Linked DNA regions of Homo sapiens: region 2 is linked to region 1. The links are chromatin contacts, found by Hi-C or POLR2A ChIA-PET in ENCODE. All regions are on one chromosome and are shown on one strand. Each heading gives the region's core, a stretch centred on a gene start or an enhancer-like site at or near the end of the contact. The rest is flanking DNA. Distances are from core to core; before and after follow the strand shown. Region 1 holds the start of CACTIN (cactin, spliceosome C complex subunit). Region 2 holds the start of SMIM24 (small integral membrane protein 24).

The links. Hi-C counts contacts between places; a loop is a spot of excess contacts on that map. ChIA-PET counts read pairs that join two places held with the same protein, here RNA polymerase II (POLR2A). Pooled maps may share reads with other maps.
Region 2: a loop to region 1 is called in a map with no recorded cell type, with 19 times the contacts of the local background. The contact joins the promoter of SMIM24 here to the promoter of CACTIN in region 1. A Hi-C loop is called at or near these places in 1 of 168 maps with a recorded cell type or tissue (posterior vena cava), 1 of 37 single-sample maps with no recorded cell type and 2 of 50 pooled maps. POLR2A ChIA-PET finds 5 or more read pairs at or near these places in 4 of 52 experiments (GM10248, K562, OCI-LY7 and 1 more).

What each region holds. Positions count from the first base shown.
Region 1 is chr19:3,624,855-3,629,791 of GRCh38, reverse strand. CACTIN (cactin, spliceosome C complex subunit) reads left to right here and starts at 3,002. Exons shown (of 10, transcript NM_001080543.2): 1 at 3,002-3,196. The coding sequence starts at 3,030. RefSeq lists enhancers at 2,669-3,038, 2,928-3,489, 3,490-4,051, 4,052-4,613, 4,840-4,937.
Region 2 is chr19:3,479,200-3,484,136 of GRCh38, reverse strand. SMIM24 (small integral membrane protein 24) reads left to right here and starts at 3,612. Exons shown (of 4, transcript NM_001136503.2): 1 at 3,612-3,740. The coding sequence starts at 3,674. It overlaps SMIM44 (small integral membrane protein 44), which reads left to right and starts at 696. Exons shown (of 2, transcript NM_001395954.1): 1 at 696-935; 2 at 1,086-2,027. The coding sequence starts at 734. The coding sequence ends at 1,333. LOC105372246 (a long non-coding RNA gene) reads right to left here and starts at 1,159. Exons shown (of 5, transcript XR_936264.2): 1 at 851-1,159. RefSeq lists an enhancer at 380-918.

The DNA.
Region 1 (4,937 bases), core at 1,753-4,252:
TGTGTTTTGTTTTTTTTTTTTTTGAGATGGAGTCTCGTTCTGTTGCCCAGGCTGGAGCGCAGTGGAGTGATCTCAGCTCACTGCAACCTCTGCCTCCCGGGTTCAAGCCATTCTCCTGCCTCAGCCTCCCGAGTAGCTGGGACCACAGGCGCCCGCCACCACACCTGGCTAATTTTTTTGTATTTTTAGTAGAGACGGGGTTTCACCACATTGGCCAGGCTGGTCTCAAACTCCTGACCTCAAAGGACCCACCCGCCTCATCCCAAAGTGCTGAGATTACAGGCGTAAGCCACCGTGCCTGGCCTGAGGACTGACTTTGAATCTTAGAGAAGAGAGAAACCTTTGTGAGATTGATGCTGATACCAGTAATAGGACCCAAACACCTTACCAGCTGTGAACCTTCTTCAGGTCCCAGTTCAGCTCAGAAAACATTTTATTGTTTCCAACATCTTTGCAGCCCCCCAAAGTTTGTATTTGTTCTGCTAGAGCGGTTCCAATTCAGTCACGTTTGGACCCCTTGAAGGGAACACATTTATCTTGGACTCCCAGGTTGAGAAACTACATTGAAAACAAGATCCTGGCCAGGCGTGATGGCTCACACCTGTAATCCCAGCTACTCGGGAGGCTGAGGCCAGAGAATTGCTCCAACCTGGGAGGCAGAGTTTGCAGTGAGCTGAGATCATGCCCCTGCACTCCAGCCTGGGCGACAGAGCAAGAAAATGTCTCAAAAAAAAAAAAAAAAAAAAAGTAAGATCCTGTCTGTAAGGGAGCCGTTGGAACGTTTCAGCACAGCTGTTTTATAAACTGAACATGGAGGTGATCTCGTTGTTTTAAGTTTGTTTTTTGTTTTTTTGTTTTTTTTTTTTGAGATGGAGTCTCGCTCTGTCACCCAGGCTGGAATGCAATGGTACGATCTCAGCTCACTGCAACCTCCGCCTCCCAGGTTCAAGCAATTCTTCCTCGGCCTCCTGAGTAGCTGGGACTACAGGTGCCTGGCACTACACCCGGCTAAATTTTGTATTTTTAGTAGAGGTGGGGTTTCACCATGTTGACAAGGCTGGTCTCGAACTCCTGAACTCAGGTGATCCACCCACCTTGGCCTCTCAAAGTGCTGGGATTACAGGACTGAGCCACCGCGCCCGGCCCATGCAAGTGATCTCTTAATGTGCTGCAAGGATGCATCTGAATTTTGGGAAGCACAGGGTCAGGCCTTCGCTTTGTTTTGGGCCATCCCATCAGCATGACAACCCACATCTCAGGACCGGCAAGGTCATCATCTAGAGCGGCAGGAGATGGTCTCTTCTTCCTCTGTAAGGTTCCATCCTTGCCTTAACACCAAGCAAAGCATACAAAGCCAGCGTTTACGGGGATGTTATGAAGTTGTATTCCAAGATAAACGTTTTATTTATTTATTTATTTATTTATTTATTTATTTGAGACGGGGACTTGCTCTGTCGCCCAGGTTGGAGTGCAATGATGCGATCTCAACTCACAGGAACCTCTGCCTCCTGGGTTCAAGCGATTCTTCTGCCTCAGCCTCCCGAGTAGCTGGAATTACAAGCATGCCACCATGCCCAGCTAATTTTTGTATTTTTAGTAGAGACGGGGTTTCGCCATGTTGGACAGGCTGGTCTCGAACTCCTGACCTCAAGATCCACCTGCCACGGCCTCCCAAAGTGTTGGGATTACAGGCATGAGCCACTGCACCCCACTCAAGATAAACATTTTAATTTTCTTTTTTTTTTTGAGACGGAGTCTTGCTCTATCGCCGAGGCCATAGCGCAGTGGCACGATCTCGGCTCACTGCGACCTCCGCCTCCCAGGTTCAAGCAATTCTCCCTGCCTCAACCTCCCAAGTAGCTGGGATCACAGGTGCATGCCACCACACCCGGCTAATTTTTGTATTATTTAGTAGAGATAGGGTTTCACCATATTGGCCAGGCTGGTCTTGAACTCCCGACCTCAGGTGATCCGCCCGCCTCGGCCTCTCAAAGTGCTGGGGTTACAGGCGTGAGCCACCGTGCCCGGCCAAGATAAATATTTTAAAAGTTAGCTTAAATTACTATCATCCTCCATAAACAGGCCTTCCCAGCCCCGAGTGGTTAGAACTGCACGGGGTGGTGGTAGCAGCCACCATGGGCTAGGGGAGCTCAGGATGGGACATCAGCGTCTTCTAGGTCTCTGGCCTCCAGCCTTGCCCCTGAAGTCCGTCCTCCCACGCCAAACTTGTTTCAACAGCAAGTCCCCCAAACCCTGCTCACAACCCTCCCACGGGTCCCCAGCACCCACACCACAAAGCTGGGCAGCCTGGGTTGAGAAGGCAAGTGTTAAGAGTGACTTTCCCTCTCTGAGCCTCAGTTTCCCCGTCTCTAAAATGGGTTGATGGGGGAATACAGGGAGTTATCAAAGTTTTTGTTTTTTTTTAAAGCTTAACTCCCAAAATACATAGGTGTTCATTGGCAGGTGGTGGAGCATAACGATGACTCTCATAAGAAGGCTTTTCAGTTTCTGTCCCCGCGCCCGCCCTCTGCCCTCTGGAGCTGCCTGGCACCTAACACCTTCCCGGTTCCTCGCCTTTCGGGGACCTCGCTCCCCGGACACGCCTCTCCTCGGCCACGCCCCTGGCCACGCCAATGAAGCGCTACTTCCGACCTAGACCCGCTTCTTATTGGTCTCGCCTCGGCAGGCCCCTCCCTGCACAAGGTTCCTAGTTTGCCCTTGCCCCGCCCACAGTTTCTCAGGCCCCCTGAGGCGTGGGGACCCGCCTAGGGCTGCCTCCAGCACTGCCTGAAAGGAGACTCCGCCACCCTGGAGGCAACAATCCCACTGGAGTCAATCACGCGGTCCACATTTGCAGACGTAGTGGAAAGTCTGGGGTGTCGGAGTCCTTGCGGGCTGGGGCGACGGGATGGGTTGCTCTTTCCCGGCTCAGGCGCAAACGGGGCAGCCTGGAGAGCGCCGTGGGCGAGGAAGGCCCCCAGCGCAGGCTTCGGCTATTGGTGTTGGTGCCGCGGCCACTGGCCCAGCCGATGGGTCGGGACACACGCTCGCGCTCGCGGTCCGCGGGTCGCCGGGGCCGAAGGCGGCAGAGTCAGAGCGGGAGCCGAAGTCGGAGCAGGAGCCATGGGCGGCGAAACCGACGGCGCCGGGAGGACGAGGGACGGCGCAGACGGAGGCGGCGGAGCCGGGAGCGCAGGTGGGGTCGCTGCGGGAGCAGCGCTGGGGATCCGGCTCCTACCTCAGGAGCGCCCGACCGAGGGTTGGAGATCCCGGGGAACCGGGAAACCCCCGACTTACTCGGGGAGGGCTTCCTAGAGAAGGGGACAATTGACCACCGGTTGGAATTAACCTGGCAGCGGAAGGAAGGCGAGAGGCGTTCCAGGCAGGGGACCGGGCGGTTGGAGGGACAGCCCGGAGCCGGGTGAGCGAGGCGGCGGGGAGGTAACGAGAGATCAGATCATATCATATCGAGCCCTGTGTGCTCAGCACATTAGATCTTGGCTATTAGTCGGAGGGAAATGGAGAGTCTTGAGAGGAGTTTGGGTAGGGGAGTGACGTGGACTGACTTAACTCTGCATACTTTCTGGCTTTGAGGTGGAGAAGGGATGGAGCGGGGTAGGCAGGAGCGGCATCAGAGTAGGACGGCACAATTGTCCAGACAGTAGATGATGGCAGTCTCGATGGGAGGGAGGCTGTAGTCAACCACAGCGGGCAAAGTGCGTAGATTTCAGAGGGATTCTGGAAGTAGAGGAGACAACATTTGCTAATGGAGGTGGGCTGTGGGAGGGAAAAAGACTCGGTGTCAGCTGGCAGGACTCACAGCTGATTCCTAGTGCCTGAATCTCAGCTTCCCCATGGTCCTTTTCTTCTGGAGATGGGGCACTTGGTCGGATTTGCCTTGAGCCGGCTCCAGTACAGAGAAACCAAAATGGGGACAGGGACTGATTCCCAGACCGGGGCCCCAGTGCTGGCTCAGCCCCTTCGTGGCTGACACTCAGGCCAGTCTTGCCCCGCTCTGGGCCAAGTTCACTCATCGGTTGTTGGTTTTTTTGTTTGTTTGTTTTTGAGACGGAGTCTTGCTCTGTCGCCCAGGCTGGGGTGCAGTGGCACGATCTCGGCTGTTACCTCTGCCTCCTGGGTTCAAGCGATTCTTCAGCCTCAGCCTCCCCGGTAGCTGGGGTTACAGGTGCTTGTTGCCACACCCAGCTAATTTTTGAATTTTTTCGTAGAGCTGGGATTTCTCCATATTGGCCAGGCAGGTCTTGAACTCCTGGCCTCAAGTGATCTGCCCGCCTCGGCCTCCCAAAGTGCTGGGATTACAGGCGTGAGCCACCGCGCCTGCCCATAAGTCTTGTTAATGTCATCTTTGTGTTTTTTCGCCTACCATTTTCTGGTATTGGAATTATTCACAATAATTTGCCACTCTAGATATGTAATTAGAATTAATGTTCACGAAAATTCAGTTGAACTTGTGGCCAATATTTAAGGGCTCTGCAATGATTGGTTTCAACATAGTTTAGATTTTTTTGACATGAGCTTAATGGGTAGAGCATTTAACAAAATATTTGGCAGTTCTCTGTGTACAAAGACCCCTAAACGTGACTGAGCGCAGTGGCTCACATCTGTAATCCCAACACTTTGGGAGGCTGAGACAGGAGGCTTGCCTGAGCCCAGGAGTTCAAGACCAGCCTGGGCAACATAGCAAGACCCCTCTGTACAAAAAAATGTAAAGAGTTACCTGGGCGTGGTGGTGTGTGCCTGTAGTCCCCGCTACTCAGGAGGCTGAGGCGAGAGGATGGCTTGAGCCCAGGAGGTCAAGGCTGCAGTGAGCTCTGATCATGCACTCCAGCCTGTGTGACAGAGGGAGACTCTGTCTCTAATAAATAAAAATATAGACCTTGTCTCTAGTAGACTCTGTGTCTAGTAGACCTTGTCTC
Region 2 (4,937 bases), core at 2,363-4,862, 150 kb after region 1:
GCCTGGTCTTTCTTACTCATAGCTGTGTCCCAGCACCTAAGAGAGTGCCCAGCCATAGTCGCTGCTCAATACATATTCGATGAATGAATGAAGAGCCAGGCACGGTGGCGAGGACCTGTAGTTCCTGCTACTTGGGAGACTGAGGCGGGGGGATCGCTTGAGCCCAGGAGGTTGAGGGTGCAGTGAGCTATGATCGCGTCACTGCACTCCAGCACTCAGGGCGACAGAGCGAGACCCTGTCTCAAAAATAATAATAATATTAGCCAGGCATAGTGGCGGGCACCTGTAATCCCAGCTACTCCGGAGGCTGAGGTGGGAGAATCACTTGCACCCGGGAGGCAGAGGTTGCAGTGAGCTGAGATCTCGCCTTTGCACTCCAGCCTGGGTGACAAGAGTGAAACTCCGTCTCAAGAAAAATTAAATAAATAAAATAAAATAATAAGAATTAAAAAGATGAATGAATGAAGAGAGTGAGCCGGCCATGAGGAAATCTGGGCAGGGCGTTCCTGGGAGAAGGAAGCGCAGGTGCGGAGGCCCCGAGGTGGGGACGGCTGGGCAGAGTCGTGGCTGGAGCTGAGCAGGTAGGTTGCGGGTGGGCGGAAGTGATTTACAATGTGATTAACCCAGGCAGATGGTGGCCGTGGGGCAGCCGCCCAATCCTCTTAGCTCAAAGCCCCTTAATACTTCCGCTGTGTGGGTCACCTCCGGGCCTCCCCTGTGCCGGGCGGACACCATGCCGGGGCTGGCGGCCGAGGGGGAGGCCGAGGGCTGGAGCCCGTCCCCGCCGCTGTACGAGGAGTACCGGCCGCCGCCCCTGGACAGCATCCGCCTGCCCAGGTACGTGCTGTACCTGCTGCTGGCCGCGCTGGTGGTGGTGGCCGTCGCCTACGCCATCGTCGGGCACCTCATCAAAGACCTCGCCCACGACCTGGCCGGTGAGCTGCCCCCACCGAAACCCAGCTGGGGCCGATGCTGGGTCACCCTGGGTGGGTGGTCAGGGGATCCTAGTGCTTCTCCTAGCTGAGGAGGGGACAGAGGAGGGTGGCCGGGGCCGGGGAGTTGCCTCACCAGCTCCCTTGCCGCAGACTGGGCGTTTGGCCCGAAGCCAGACCAGGAGGCCGCACCCCGGGAGCTGCGCCCCAGCCTGACCGGCGAGGACTTGGAGGGGCTGGACCTGCAGCTGGCCCTGGCCTGGCAGGGCGAGGAGGACGCCGGCGGGGGTGGGGAGGGAGCCCCCTCTGAACCCCCGCCTCCCCCGGAGCCCCGCCGCCCCTCCATTGCCTTCAAGGACCCCCCATCCCGAAGCTCCTTCTGGAAGCTGATGGCAACTTGAATCCTGAATCCGGGTTCCGGACGCTTTGGCGGTCGTGTAGACAGAACTTACGCGCGCCGGAGCCCTTTCTGCAAACCCTGAGCTGCCCGGTCGCAGCGGACGGCTTTCTCCTTCCCAGCCGGCAGGTTCCGGGGGTTGGACGCTGGCGACTTTCACATACGCAGAGCCTGCCCGGCTCAGCCTCAGCCAAGCCGTCAGCAAACTGTGAATTAGAAACACTAGGGCGATTTAAAACGTTGTAATATTATCGGCCAACCTTACCGAGTGCTTAGCGTGTACCTGCTGCTGTGCAGAGCAGGCTTTTTCTATGCAGTATCTCATTTAATCCTCCGAGGTAGGACTGATCGCCCCCACTTAACAGATGGGGAAACCGAGGCACGCAGTGATGAAGTGGCTTCGCCAAGGTCTCAGAGCACAGAGTGCTTTTCTCAGAAAAAGCCCAGACAACTGACTGACTTTGGAGGGCAGGATCTCCAAGGCGGGTCCTGCCCCCACCCCCTCTGCTGGGCTCCCCTACCTCCAAATCTTCTCCAGCCCCCGCCTCGGCTGCTGGGTTTGCTTGTCTCTGGGGGGTGGTCCTGACTTCCTAATCAGATCGAGAGCTCCCAGACAGCACCAAGGCCTCCTTCTCTTCCAAGCCCTGCACAAGACGGGATACACAGTCAGAGTTTAATAGATGCCTGCCTGGCTGGTTCAAGCAGACCTGTGGCCATCCTGGGGCTGGGATGTGTGAGCCCCATCCTGCTGAGTGGCCGGTCTGCTCAGCGGTCATCCGCAGACCTCCGGAAGAGAGGAAGTGACAGCGACTCAGCAGGCGCTCCATAAACACCTGTGCGATGACGCCGGGCCTTCCTACCACTCGTCTGGGCCATGGCTGCTCCCGTGTCAGCTGGGGCGGGGTCCCCCTTCGCCCGGGCAGGGCCCACTATCTAATCAGCCGAGGGACCAAGGTTGAGGACAGGAGAGCCTGGAGCCTGAGTCATCAACGCTCCCGGGCATCCCCACGTGAGAGCGTCCCGGTTTGCAGGTGGACCACGGGCATGTGGCCTCTGCACACCTTCCCTGTCCCTGTGTGCTCCCATGGCTGCTTGTGGGTCCTCAGGGGCCAAGAGCCTGGGCGAGGCAGGATAAGCTGGGGGCGAGGCAGACCCGGCTTCAAATCCCAGGTCAGACCTGCTGCGTGACCTTGACTTTCCTGGGCACAATGAGACCGGCACCATTTCACGGGGTGTTAAGAAAAGGAAATGCGATCTGTGAAATTGCCGAGCACGGAGCCTCATGTGTACTCTGAGAGCACAAAAGGTGACTCTCAAATTTGCTTTGAGAGACAAGGTCTTGTTCTGTTGCCCAGGCTGGAGTGCGGTGGTGCATGCAGTGGTGCAGTCGTAGCTCGCTGCAGCCTCGAACTCCTGGGCTCAAGCGATCCTCTCACCTCAGTCTCTTTGAGTAGCTGAGACTACAGGTGCAGGCCACCATGCTCAGCTAAGTTTTACATTTTTTATTTTAGAGACGGGAGGAGGTTGGTCTGGAACTCCTGGCCTCAAGCGATTCTCCCGCCTTAGCCTCCCAGAGTGCTGGGATTACAGGCGTGAGACACTGTACCCAGCCTTGGTAACTCTTTGTATTTCTAATTTTTTTTATTTCCTTTGAGACAGGGTCTTCCTCTGTCACCCAGGCTGGAGTGCGGTGGTGCGGCCATAACTGGCTGCAGCCTCAAACTCCTGGGCTCAAGTGATCCTCCCACTTCAGCACACCCTAGTAGCTGGGCCTGCAGGTGCCCGCCGCGCCTGGCTAATTTTTCTATTTTTGTAGAGGTAGGGCTTGACTAAGTTGCCCAGGTTAGGCTCAAGGATCTGCCCGCGTTGGCCTCTCAATGTAGTGGGATTACAGGTGTGAGGCACTGGGTGGGCGCACCCTTCTTAAGATATTCCAGTTGTATTTGTGAGTTCCCCCTGTGTCCAGAGTGGCACGGGGCCTGGGCCGGGACGGGAGGTCGCAGCCATCTCAGCTCAGCCCCTGCAGCAGGGATCACAAAGGGGTGGCCCTGAGGCTGATGGTCCCCAGGGCAGGGTGCAGGGAGGAGGGACTCCCTCAGTTAATTGTTACACAGGTCCAGAGTCTGGCCTCCCGGAGGGAGAGCGATGGGGCAGGAGCTGGCAGGGGAGGGGCAGGATGCCCAATCAGGTGGTGCCAGGGGCGGGCCCCGCTCCCAGGTCTCAGGCATCCCCCGCCCGGGGACCGCCTGTGCCTTATCACGGGGAGGCAGGGCCTCGCCCACACCAAACCTGTGGACGCCGACCCGGGACCGCCGCTGGCTGGCTGCTGGCTCACTCGACCGTCATGGAGACCCTGGGGGCCCTTCTGGTGCTGGAGTTTCTGCTCCTCTCCCCGGTGGAGGCCCAGCAGGGTAGGTGCAGGGGGGCGGGAGGGGGCGTCGCGGGATAGGGGAGTTGGTCAGGTGATCACCATCTCCCAATTTTCCATGGCGAGAAAAAGGAGAGGGGGCAGGAAGAAAAGGAAGAGTGGCTTGGAGGCCCTTCTCAACCCCCGCAGTACCGCCCGGCCTCCCTCTCGCTGGGCTCTGCCCTCCTCTGTAAGGGACCCCCCACCGCCCACCCGAGCCTTTCCCCTCTCCAGCCCTTCTGAGCACACCTGGCTGAACCCCCCGCCTTGAGCTCGGCCCCACTCTGAGCTCGGGCCTCCTTTACAAGCCCCTCCCCATCTGAGTCCCCGCCTCTTTTGTGAACCGCTCCTTCTCACTCCTCCTCCTTTATAAACCCCTCCCCGAGCCCCTCCTCCTCTGTAAGCCCCTCCCCTCTGGGCTCCTCCTTCTTTATAAGCCCCTCCCCCTGAGCCTCTGCCTCCTCTATAAGCCCCTCTCCCTCTGAGCCCCCTAGTTCACAAGCCTCTCCCCATCCGAGCCCCTTCCTCCTTTGTAAGCACCTCCTTCTCACTCTCCCTCCTTTATAAACCCCTCCCCGAGTCCCTCCTCCTCTGTAAGCCCCTCCCCTCTGAGCTCCTCCTTCTTTATAAGCCCCTCCCCCTGAGCCTCTGCCTCCTCTACAAGCCCCTCCCACTCTGAGCCCCCTAGTTCACAAGCCCCTCCCCATCTGAGCCTCTTCCTCCTCTGTAAGCCCCTCCTTCTCACTCATCCTTTATAGACCCCTCCCTGAGCCCCTCGTCTGTTGTAAGCCCCTCCCCTCTGAGCTCCTCCTTCTTTATAAGCCCCTCCTCCTGAGCCTCTGCCGCCTTTATAAGCCCCTCCCACTCTGAGACCCTCTCCCCTTATAAGCACCTCCCCTCTGAGCTCCTCCTTTATAAGCCCCTCCCTCTAAGCCTCTGCCTCCTTTTATAAGCTCCCCCCAACAGCTCCTCTGTTGTAAGCCCCAACCCCCCAGACTCTTCTTTATAAGCCCTCCCCATCTGAGCCACCTCCTCCTTCATAAGCCCCTCCCCTGAGCTTGTTCTCCTTTATAAACCCCACCCCTGAGCCACTCCTTTGTCATAAGCCCCGCCCTTCTGAGGTCCGCCTTTATAAGCCCCTCCCCCTGAGCCTCTGCCTGCATTATAAGCCCCGCCCCTTCTGAGCCCTCCTGATTTGTAA